Regions from separate parts of the Homo sapiens genome. Here region 2 is linked to region 1. The links are chromatin loops, found by intact Hi-C in ENCODE. Cell type or tissue: natural killer cell. All regions are shown on one strand. Each heading gives the region's core, and the rest is flanking DNA. Links, peaks and the distances in the headings are about the cores only. Region 1 has its middle 12 kb from the start of RAB3B. Region 2 overlaps OSBPL9 (oxysterol binding protein like 9).

Evidence for each region. Hi-C counts contacts between places; a loop is a spot of excess contacts. Peaks named below come from ENCODE experiments on the same cell type or tissue, not always from the same donor. Only the 100,000 strongest peaks of a DNase experiment are listed, where the experiment ranks them.
Region 2: it touches region 1 in a loop (9-fold over the local background); 9 of 110 quality-filtered maps call a loop at or near these places.

What each region holds. Positions count from the first base shown.
Region 1 is chr1:51,999,571-52,004,955 of GRCh38, forward strand. No RefSeq gene overlaps it. Among named protein-coding and RNA genes, the nearest start is that of RAB3B, 12 kb to the left of the region's middle. RefSeq lists an enhancer at 5,189-5,385. In natural killer cell, for the core only: a CTCF peak has its summit at 2,930; a DNase peak (open chromatin) is centred at 2,921.
Region 2 is chr1:51,624,996-51,630,380 of GRCh38, forward strand. All of the region lies in intron 1 of OSBPL9 (oxysterol binding protein like 9), which reads left to right. Among named protein-coding and RNA genes, the nearest start is that of OSBPL9, 11 kb to the left of the region's middle. In natural killer cell, for the core only: no CTCF peak of the experiment used is centred there; a DNase peak (open chromatin) is centred at 2,876.

The DNA of each region.
Region 1 (5,385 bases), core at 260-5,259:
GGGCAACATGGTGAGAACCCGTCTCTACTAAAAATACAAAAAATTAGCCGGGCGTGGTAGCACAAGCCTGTAGTCCCAGCTGCTTGGGAGGCTGAGGCAAGAGAATCACTTGAATCCAGGAGGCAGAGGTTGCAGTGAGCCAGGATCATGCACTCCAGCCTGGGCGACAGAGCAAGACTCTACCTCCAAAAAACAAAACAAAACAAAATAGCTAGGAACAGTGGCATGCGCCTACAGTCGCAGCTATTCAGGAGGCTGAGGCCAGAGGACCGCTTGAATCCATGAGTTTGAGACCAGCCTGGGCAACAAAGCGAGACCCCACCTCGACAACAACAAAAGAAAGAGAGATTATAAGACCTGAGCTGGGAAATGCACTGGGACATGAAAGAAACAAGATTTGGTGACTGATTGGATGTAGATGAGGCAAAAGAAAATTGAGGCAACCAGGAGAGCTTTCTAACTTGGGTAGTGTCATTTGCTGTGTGAAAGAGAACAAAAGAGACAGTCATGGGGACAGAGGGGCCAGAAGAAGGGGAATGGTGGTAAAAGCAGCAACTGCTCTGGAAATAATTATTATACTTTATTTATTGTATTTAAATTTAATAGAGGCCATTACTGTCTCAGTCAGGCCTCTCCCACAGAGCCCAGAAGCAGAATCTAGCACTATCCGTCCCCTGTGTCTGCTTCCCTGGCCCTTTGGGCCTCTTTTATTCCAGTTATTAAACAGAGAGAATACCCATTCCATAATTTAACACAATGACTGGATAGCATCCTGTTATCGGAGTATTAGTTTAAAACTTAATCAAGGTTTTAATGAGGAGCCAGAGGAACCTCAAATCAACCCTCCACCAAACCAACATGGGGCCCCCTCTATAGCCCTAATCTGCTCACTTCCAAGGATGGGGAGACCACCTTCTCTAGGGCAGACCACCTTGCCTTGGGATAACCCTTATTGTTAGTAAAGTCCTCTGCTAAAATCTGCCTGTTTGTAGCTTCCACCCTCTGGTCCTAGTTCTTCATCATTATATTATTCGTTCATTCATTGCACAAAGATGTGTTGATCACTTAGTATGTGCCAAGCATTGTACTAAGCACAGAGTACACAAACGTGAACTAAACAGGCAGAACCTCTGCTCAGACAGAAATTAGGAATCTGCAGAGAAGAGACAAACAATAAGTACACAAATTATCTATGATAATTTCAGATGGTGATAACCATATTTAAGGAAATATGCCGAAGAGATGATTATCTTAGGATGATTAAACAGGGACAGCCTCTCTGAGGAAGTGACATTTTAGTTGAGACCTGATGGATGAAAAAGAATCAATCCATTTTAGAGATGATTTAGGAAATTAAGATGCAGAGAGAACAAGTGGTTTTCCCAGGGCAAGACAACGGGTAAACAACTAACTAGAACCTTCCCCCCTTGGCTGGGCACAGTGGCTCATGCCTGTAATCCCAGCATTTTGGGAGGCCGAGGTGGGAGGATCTCTTGAGCTCACGAGTTCGAGACCAGCCAGAACAACATGGTGAAACCTCATCTCTATTAAAAATACAAAAATTAGCCTGGCATGGTGGCGTGCATCTGTAGTCCCAGCTACGTGGGAGGCTGAGGCACGAGAATCACTTGAACCCAAGAGACAGAGGTTGCAGTGAGCCTAGATTGTGCCACTGCACTCCAGCCTGGGTGACAGAGCTAGACTCCATCTTAAAAAAAAAAATTGTGCTCACCCTAGGCACAAAGTTCTTCCTTGGTCTCACATCATCCACCACTGACCAGACCCCTTTCTGGATGACCTCTGTTAAATGAGGGAATTGAATTAAAATAAGTATAATCGTCGGGGTGCGGTGGCTTCCATCTGTAATCCCAGCACTTTGGGAGGTCAAAGTGGGCAGATTGCTTGAATCCAGGAGTTCAAGACCAGTCTGGGCAACATGACGAAACCCCATGTTGACTAAAAATAAAAAAAATTAGCCAGGCTTGGTGGCACGTACCTAGAGTCCCAACTACTCAGGAGGCTGAGGTGGGAGGTTAACTTGAGCCCAGGAGGTCGAGACTGCAGTGAGCCCTGATTGTGCCACTTCACTGCAGCCTGGGCAACAGAGTGAGACCCTATCTCAAATACATAAATACATTAAATTAATTAATTAATATAATATAATAAACTTAAGTTTTGGAAACAGGCAGTTCTGGGTTCAAATCCAACTTTTACCATTCACTAATTATGTGATTGAATTTCTCTAGACCATAGGTTGCTTATCTGTAAAATGAGGATAAGGATTATTTCACTGGCTCATTGAGAGTTAAATTAAAGATGATAATGTATGTAAAATAGGTGGTGCATACTAGACTATTGAATAACATCAGCTACTTTCAGCATGATAACTAAGTACATTATGCTTGCCAATGAGTCCACCTTCAAATATGTGTCCAGGGAATGAAGAACGGTTACCAATGGCTTAGTATCTATAAAACAAGTCAGAGTAGGCCGGGTGCGGTGGCTCATGCCTGTAATCCCTGTGATTTGGAGGCCGAGGCAGGGGGATTGCTTGAGCCCAGGAGTTTGAGACCATCCTGGGCAACATAGCGAAACCCCATCTCTACAAAATACAAAAGTCAGCTGGGTGTGGTGACCTACAGGTGCACCTGTAGTCCCAGCTGTTTAGAAGGCTGAGGTGGGAGGATCACCTGAGCCCAGGGAGGTTGAGGAGTGATTGCACCATTGCACTCCAGCCTGGGTGACAGAGTGAGACCCTCTGTTTCTCAGAAAAACAAAAATAAGACAGATGCCTTTCTAATTTTGGAAGAATGTCTCCTATTTGTCTTTCCTGGAGGGCTTGCTAAGTAAGGGAGGCTGTTAGGCAAGCCTGTGACCTTCGGCAAAGGTAAGTCTCATACTCCCTCTTGTGTCCGAAATTGGAACTGTACTCTCTCTGGACTGACCAGTAACCATGGTGCTGAAATCAACCTGGTTATATGGGCTGAATGGCAGGGAACTAGTGTTTGTTAAGCACCTGCTATATTCCGGGAACCTTCTGAGGTAACTTCCATATATTATCTCATGTCTCATCAACCATTCAACAGAAGAGAAAACTGAAACTCAGCAAGGTTAAATGACTTCTCCAGGTATTCGTGGATAATAAAGTACAAAACAGATCTAAATGGAAAAACTGGAAAAAAGTCAGTGATATTGATTGTACTACAGGATAAAATCCAACCTCCTTAGCAAATATGATTAAATTCTTTTATCTTCAACTTTATTTTCAACCAACTAATCCCCTTGGTCCTTGTGCTCTGGCCACACGGAATGACTTAGAGTTCTCAGAAATTGCTTTAAATCTCAGCATTTTTGCCCAAGCCTTTGTCTCTTTCTTAGGTGACTTCCTCAATACCCCTTCCTAATCTAGAAAATTCCTTCCTACACATCCTGTCATCCCATCCAACTTACTTGGAGATAATTTAATCACCCCTTCCTTTGTACTACTTTTGGACCTCAGACATTATATATATACATATATATTCAATAAATACTTGTGGGATGGCTATATATATTTATATATATATATATACATACACCACATGTATATAATACACACACACACACACACACCAGGTCCTATACACTAGGTTTTGTTTTTTCTTTCTTTCTTTTACAATATCCTTTTTTTTTTTTTAAGACAGAGTTTTGCTTTGTCACCCAGGCTGGAGTGCAGTGGCAAGACCTTGGCAGCCGGGCATGGTGGCTCACGCCTGTAATCCCAGCACTTTGGGAGTCTGAGGCGGGTGGATCATGAGGCCAGGAGATCGAGACCATCCTGGCTAACATGGTGAAACCCCATCTCTACTAAAAATACAAAAAAAATTAGCCAGGCGTGGTGGCGGGTGCCTGTAGTCCCAGCTACTCAGGAAGCTGAGGCAGGAGAATGGCGTGAACCTGGGAGGTGGATCTTGCAGTGAGCTGAGATCACGCCACTGCACTCCAGCCTGGGTGACTGAGCAAGACTCTGTCTCAAAAAAAAAAAAAAAGACCTTGGCTCACTGCAACCCCTCTGCCTCCAGCGTTCAAGTGATTCTCCTGCCTCAGCCTCCCAAGTAGCTGGGGTTATAGGTGCACACTGCCATGCCGAGCTAATTTTTGTATTTTTAGTAGAGACGGGGTTTCACCATGTTGGCCAGGCTGGTATCGAACTCCTGACCTCAGGTGATCCACCCGCCTCAGCTTCCCAAAGTGCTAGGATTACAGGTGTGAACCACCGAGCCTGGCCTCTTTCACAATATCTTCATGACATTCAATATACTAGGTTTTGAAGGCATATCAGTGAACAAGAAGACAGATAAAAGCGCCATCCCGATGGTGGATCTTACACTGAAAGTGTCTAGGCAACAAATGCTGATGGTTTAGACCATGGTAGTAATGATGGGGGTGAAAAGGAGTGAATTCATTTGCTAGGGCTGCCATAACTAAGTAACACAGACAGGGTAGCTTAAACAACAAAAATTTGTTTTCTAAGTCTGGAGGCTAGAAGTCTGAGAACATGATTGGTTTCTTCTGAGGCCTCTCTCCTTGGCTTGTAGATGGCCTACTTCTCCCTGTGTCTTCCAGTGGTCTTCCCTCCGTGTTCAACTATGTCCCAACCTCCTCTTCTGATAAGGATGCTTGTGCTATTGCATTAGGGCCCACCTATATGACTTCATTTTAACGTCATTACCTCTTTAAAGACCTCATCTCCAAATGCAGTCACATTCTGAAGTACTTGGATTAGGACTTTAAAATATGAATGGGGTGGCTGGGCATGGTGGCTATGCCTGTAATCCTAGCGTTTTGGGAGGCTGAGGTGGGTGGATCATCTGAGATCAGAAGTTCAAGACCAGCCTGGCCAACATGGTGAAACCCCATTTCTAATAAAAATACAAAAATTAGCTGGGCGTGGTGGCATGCACCTGTACTCCCAGCTACTCAGGAGGCTGAGGCATGAGAATTGCTTGAACCCGGGAGGCGGAGGTTGCAGTGAGCCAAGATTGCGCCACTGCACTCCAGCCTGGCCAACAGAGCGAGACTCTGTCTCAAAAAAATAATAATAATAAAATACGAATGGGGAATGGACACCATGTATAACAAGGAGTGATTTTTTTTTTTTTTTGAGATAGATTTTTGCTCTGTCACCCAGGCCAGAGTGCAATGGCGTTATCTCGGCACACTGCAAGCTCCGCCTCCCAGGTTCACGCCATTCTACTGCCTCAGCCTCCCGAGTGGCTGGGACTACAGGCGCCCACCACCACGCCCGGCTAATTTTTTGTATTTTTAGTAGAGACGGGGTTTCACCGTGTTAGCCAGGATAGTCTCGATCTCCTGACCTCGTGATCTGCCCTCCTCGGCCTCCCA
Region 2 (5,385 bases), core at 156-5,155, 370 kb before region 1:
GTTTGGAATTCTTGTTTACACAGCCTTGTAAGTTTTACAGAATATACTAATAGCAAATATGTATGTTTCCACAGTTTATGTAAAACCTGATTGGGTTTATATTAACAACAGAGGTTTTTTGTTTAGTCATCCAGAGCCTGTGGAACTGTGTGCCATCTTTGCTTCCTGTGTTGTAGCAGACAAGCAGTCAATTCTTGCTTCTGTTGCAAGCAGTTTTCTTGATGGTGATAATTTGTAGAAAGATGTAGAGTTGTTCTTAAATATGCCACTCCAAAAGTGGCAATTGTATGATTAGATTTTCTTTTTTTAAAATGTAATTTAATTTATTTTAAACTAATCTAGACCATGCCAGTTGGAAGGATTAGATTTTCAAATAGGTAATCCCGATCAAAACTAGAACAGTGTACAAGTGATTTAGATTAAGGATTGAATTTCTTTTACTGTTTATAGAGAAATACAGACAAAGAAATGGCCACCCCAATCAATTGTTTCCTTCTCATTTATTTAATTGTAAAGGATTATCTTCTTCTTCTTTTTTTTTTTTTAATGGGGTACTGCTCTGTCATCCAGGCTGGAGTGCAGTGGCATGATTTTGGCTCACCGCAACGTCCAGCACCAAGACTCAAAATCCTCCCACCTCACCTCAGCCTCCTGAGTAGCTGGGACCATAGGCATGCGCCACCACACTGGCTAACTTTTTGTATTTTTGGTAGAGATGGGGTTTCACCATGTTGGCCAGGCTGGTCTCAAACTCCTGAGCTTAAGCAATCCACCCTCCTCGGCCTCCCAAAGTGCTGTGATTATAATTGTGAGCCACTGCATTCAGCCCAGGATTATTTTAAAAATGGAATTTACTTGCAGAAGTTAAGTTTACATGTTACATGGGATGATATAAATGGAATTATATTCAAGGAAAGTATTTCCAGGTATTCATAATTAATTTTTTTCTATTCACATGACAATGTTAAAATTATTGTAAAAGTTGATTGTCTATTTCTTGGAGTTTTGTTCCATTGAGGCCCCATGATAAGATTGTCTACTTATTTCTTGTATTTTATCTTAGTATTGTTATGGCACAGCTGGGTGAAAATACACTGGATAAAAATGTGATCTGTCGTTCTGGCAGCTATCTTTTGTCTCTCAATCCTCTTCTTTCCTCCATCACTCATAGGAGATGCCATGCTTACCAGAGACAATAGTCCATTTGGTGGGAACACTCTCAACTCCTTGTTCTCCCACCTATTTTGATATATCTATTTTCCTCTTTATACTTGCTTTTACCTTTCCCTATCATAGAAGAGGTAATCCTGTGTTCTGGATTCCATTTGCTCACAAACTTTTCGGGGATCTCAGTCTATAGATTTTCTCCTCTATCTGCTTTCTCTCCTCTCTCTATTTAACTTCTTCCTCACTACAGATTTTTCTTATTTAAGAATATTATTATTATTATTATGCAGTATAACAAACAGTTGTAATCATTTTATACAGACATTTTTAGATAGCCTGTTGCTTTTTATTCTTTTTTTTCCCCCTTACAACCAGATCTCACTCTGTCACCCAGGCTGGAGTACAGTGTGCTATCACAGCTCACTGCAGCCTCGACCTCCCAGGCTTAAGCAATCCTCCTGCCTCAGTCTTCTGAGTAGTTGGGATTGCAGGCATGTGCCACCACACGAGCTAATTTTTGTTTTGCTTTTTTTTTTTGGTAGAGTTAGGGTCCCACTGTGTTGCCCAGGCTAGTCTTGAACTCCTGGACTCAAGTGATACTCCCGCTTTGGCCTTCCAAAGTGCTGGGATTACAAGTGTGAGCCATGACACCTGGCCATCTTTAATTTTGATGATGTCCAGTTTATTTGTTCTTCTGCTGCTGCTTATGCTTTTGGTGTCGTATCTGAGAAATCATTGCTTAATCTAAAGTCACAAAGTTTCATATCTATGTTTACTTCTAAGAGTTGTTTATTTTAGCTATAATGGGTAGGTCTGATCCATTTTTGTTGTTGGTCATGGTTTTTTTGTTTGTTTATTTTGAGACAAGGTCTTTCTCTGTTGTCCATCCTGGAGTGCAGTGGCACAATCATAGCTTATAGCAGCCTCAAACTCCCAGGCCAAGTGATCCTACCACCTCAGCCTCCTGAGTAGCTGGGACTACAGGCTTGTGCCACCATGTGGGCTACTTTTTTTATTTGTAGAGGATGGGGTCTTGCCATGTTGCTCACACTGTTCTCCAGCTCCTGGGCTGAAATGATCCTTCTGTCTCAGCCTCCCAAAGTACTGGGATTATATGTGTGAGCCACTGCACCTGGCTAGTTTTTTTTTTTAATATGGAATGAGGTAAGGGTCCACCTTTATTCTTTTGCATGTGGATATCCAGTTGTCCGAGCATCATCTGTTGGAAAGACTTCTTTCTCCATTGAATTGTTTTGGCATTCTTGTTGGCAGTTAACTAACCATAAATGTGAAGATTTGTATTTAGACTGTCAGTTCTATTCCATTGACTTATTTGTCTGTACTTACGCCTGTACTATACTGTCTCAATTACTGTAGCTTTGTAGTAAGTTCTGAAATTGGGAAATGTAAATCTTCTAACTTTCTTTGTTCTTTTTCAAGATAGTTTTGGCTATTCTGGATCCTTTGAATTTACATATGAATTTTAGGATGGACTGACTTTTTCATTAATGTATTAACATGTTCATCTCTCCTACTTTGAAAAATGTCTCTCCTAATTCTGTTTTTTTTTTGAAAATATCATCCTAACCTGTCTTCCTCAATATACATTTGTGTATTGAAATGCCTGTCTCTGTTAGTCCATCTTGCATTTACTCGACAGCACTCTTTTTTACCTCCACATTTCACTGAAAATTCCAGCAGAGGTCCCCAGTGATAGCTTTGTTGCTAAACCCAATGGGTGCTTTTTTCGCTCTTAATCTTAGCACTGTCTCCATAGCATTTGATGACACTGGTTACTCTTTTACAGCTTTAAAAATTGTTTTACTGTTCTTGAAGAGATGACATTGTACTCTTAATTATTTTTCTACCACTGTACTAATGAAGGCCTACTCTCAATTTTTTTTTTTTTTTGGAAAGGACTATTGCAGTATTACTCTAAATTTTTAAAAGAAGAGTCAAACTATAGTGAAAGGTCTATACAGTAGAAGGAAGAAAAGTCACACCTGAAATCCTACTTATCTGTGTTTTGGAGAATAGCTTTCCTAACAACTCTTTATGCACAAATACACATCTGTGTACTTTATATAAATGGAATCATTTTATACATGATATTCTACAACCTAAAAGCATTTTAAGATTTTTCTGTGTAAGTTATTGTACCATTTTGTATTGTATTTCTTCAAGAGGCAAATGAACAAAAGATAACATTTTTTCTTCATCTTTATTTAATAAGATCTCAGTCATCTGGCTTTGGGAAGTTAAAATTCCTACGCTGGCCTGGTGCAGTGGCTCGTGCCTGTAATTTCAATACGTTGGGAGGCTGAGGTGGGAGAATTGCTTGAACCCGGGAGGTGAAGGTTGCAGGGAGCTGAGATTGCGCCACTGCACCCCAGCCTGGGCGACAGAGCAAGACTCCATCTCAAAAAAATAAAAAAGAAAAGAGAAAAAGAAAAATATCTAAATTTTTTATTATGACTTTACTATGACTTTGTGATCTGCTTCAATTTATCTTTCTTTTTTTCTTTTTTTTTTTTTTTTTGAGATGGAGCCTTGCTCTGTTGCCCAGGCTGGAGTGCAGTGGCGTGATCTCGGCCCACTGCAGCCTCTGCCTGCTGGGTTCCAGCAATTCTCCTGCCTCAGGCTCCTGGGTAGCTGGGATTACAGGTGCGTGCCACCATGTCCAGCTAATTTTTGTATTTTTAGTACAGACGTGGTTTCACCATGTTGGCCAGGCTGGTCTCCTGACCTCAAGTGATCCACCCTCCTCGGCCTCCCAAAGTGCTGGGATTACAGGCCTGAGCTACCATGCCCGGCCTTAGCTTAACACTCTCTATTCACTTGAGCTTTTCTTCTGTTCCTTTGAAGTTCTTCAAACTTGTTCTTGCCTCAGGGCCTCTGAATGTTTTCTGTCTTGGACAGGTCTAGCATGGTTGATTACTTCTTATACAGGTTTTCATTCATATGTCACTGCTCAGAGAAGCCTTTCTATAACAAACCATCTAAAGTAGGCCTCTCACCCTCAGTTGCTATCATAATCATCTCGTTTGATTTTTCATGGCATATATTGTTATTGCTTTATTTTGTTTCTCTTGCTTATTGTCTGTTTCTGTCTTGTATGAATAGAATGTAAGTTCCATTAGAACAGAGACTTTATTTATCTTCATCATTTTATCTCCAGCATCTAGAGCAGTGCCTGGCACTTAGTGGCTTTTCAGTAAATATAGTCATGGGTCGCTTAACAATGGGGCAGGAGTGTGGGGAGATATCTTCTGAGAAATTTGTTAGGTGATTTTATCATTGTGTGGATGTCATAAAGTGGGCTTACACAAACTTAGATCATATAGTTTACTACATACCTAGTCCATGTGGTAGGCTGCCACCCTGTACAGTGTGAAACTGTATGGGCAGGCCAAAGGGAAAACTTCTTGGCCTTTGGAGGTTCGCTGAAATGCAACTGACAAAAGGCAGATTCATAGGAGAAAAGGCATACAAATTCACTAATGTGGCTCGGTGCAGTGGCTCATGCCTGTAATCCCAGTGCTTTGAGAGGCTGAGGTGGGTGGATCACCTGAGATCAGGAGTTTGAGACCAGCCTGGCCAACGTGGTGAAACCCTGTCTCTACTAAAAATACAAAAATTAGCTGGGTGTGGTGGTGTGCGCCTGTAGTCCCAGCTACTTGGGAGGCTGAGGCAGGAGAATTGCTTGAAACTGGGAGTTGGAGATTGCAGTGAGTCAAGACTGTGCCACTGCACTCCAGCCTGGGCGACAGAGCCATATTCCATCTCAAAAAAAAAAAATTATTAATGTGCATGGGGGAGGGGGAGTTATGGAGTGATTACCCCAACCCCCTAATGGAGTACAGTAATTTATATACCCTTTTTCACAGGGGACGGAGGAGATGGGGAGTGTAGACAATTCTTTTAAAGGGTACTAAATGATTACTGGGGGGAATGAATGAATCAAGGAGACAGAAAAGTCCATCCAGGTGTAGTTGCATTTCTCAGTCTTCTTTTCTGTGATAGATAATGAGATTTCAGAAAGGGGATAGAAGACAATTGTGGTTTTTTTGGTAAGATGCTTTTTTGGTCAGATAAGGAAATGCCAGAGAGTCTCTCCCGGCGCTGGGTCAGGGAGAAACAAGACAAGGTTAGAGGGACCTTGATCCTAAGTTTTATTTCTAAGGCCTTTCAATTTTCAAAAGCACCATGCCCAAGTGC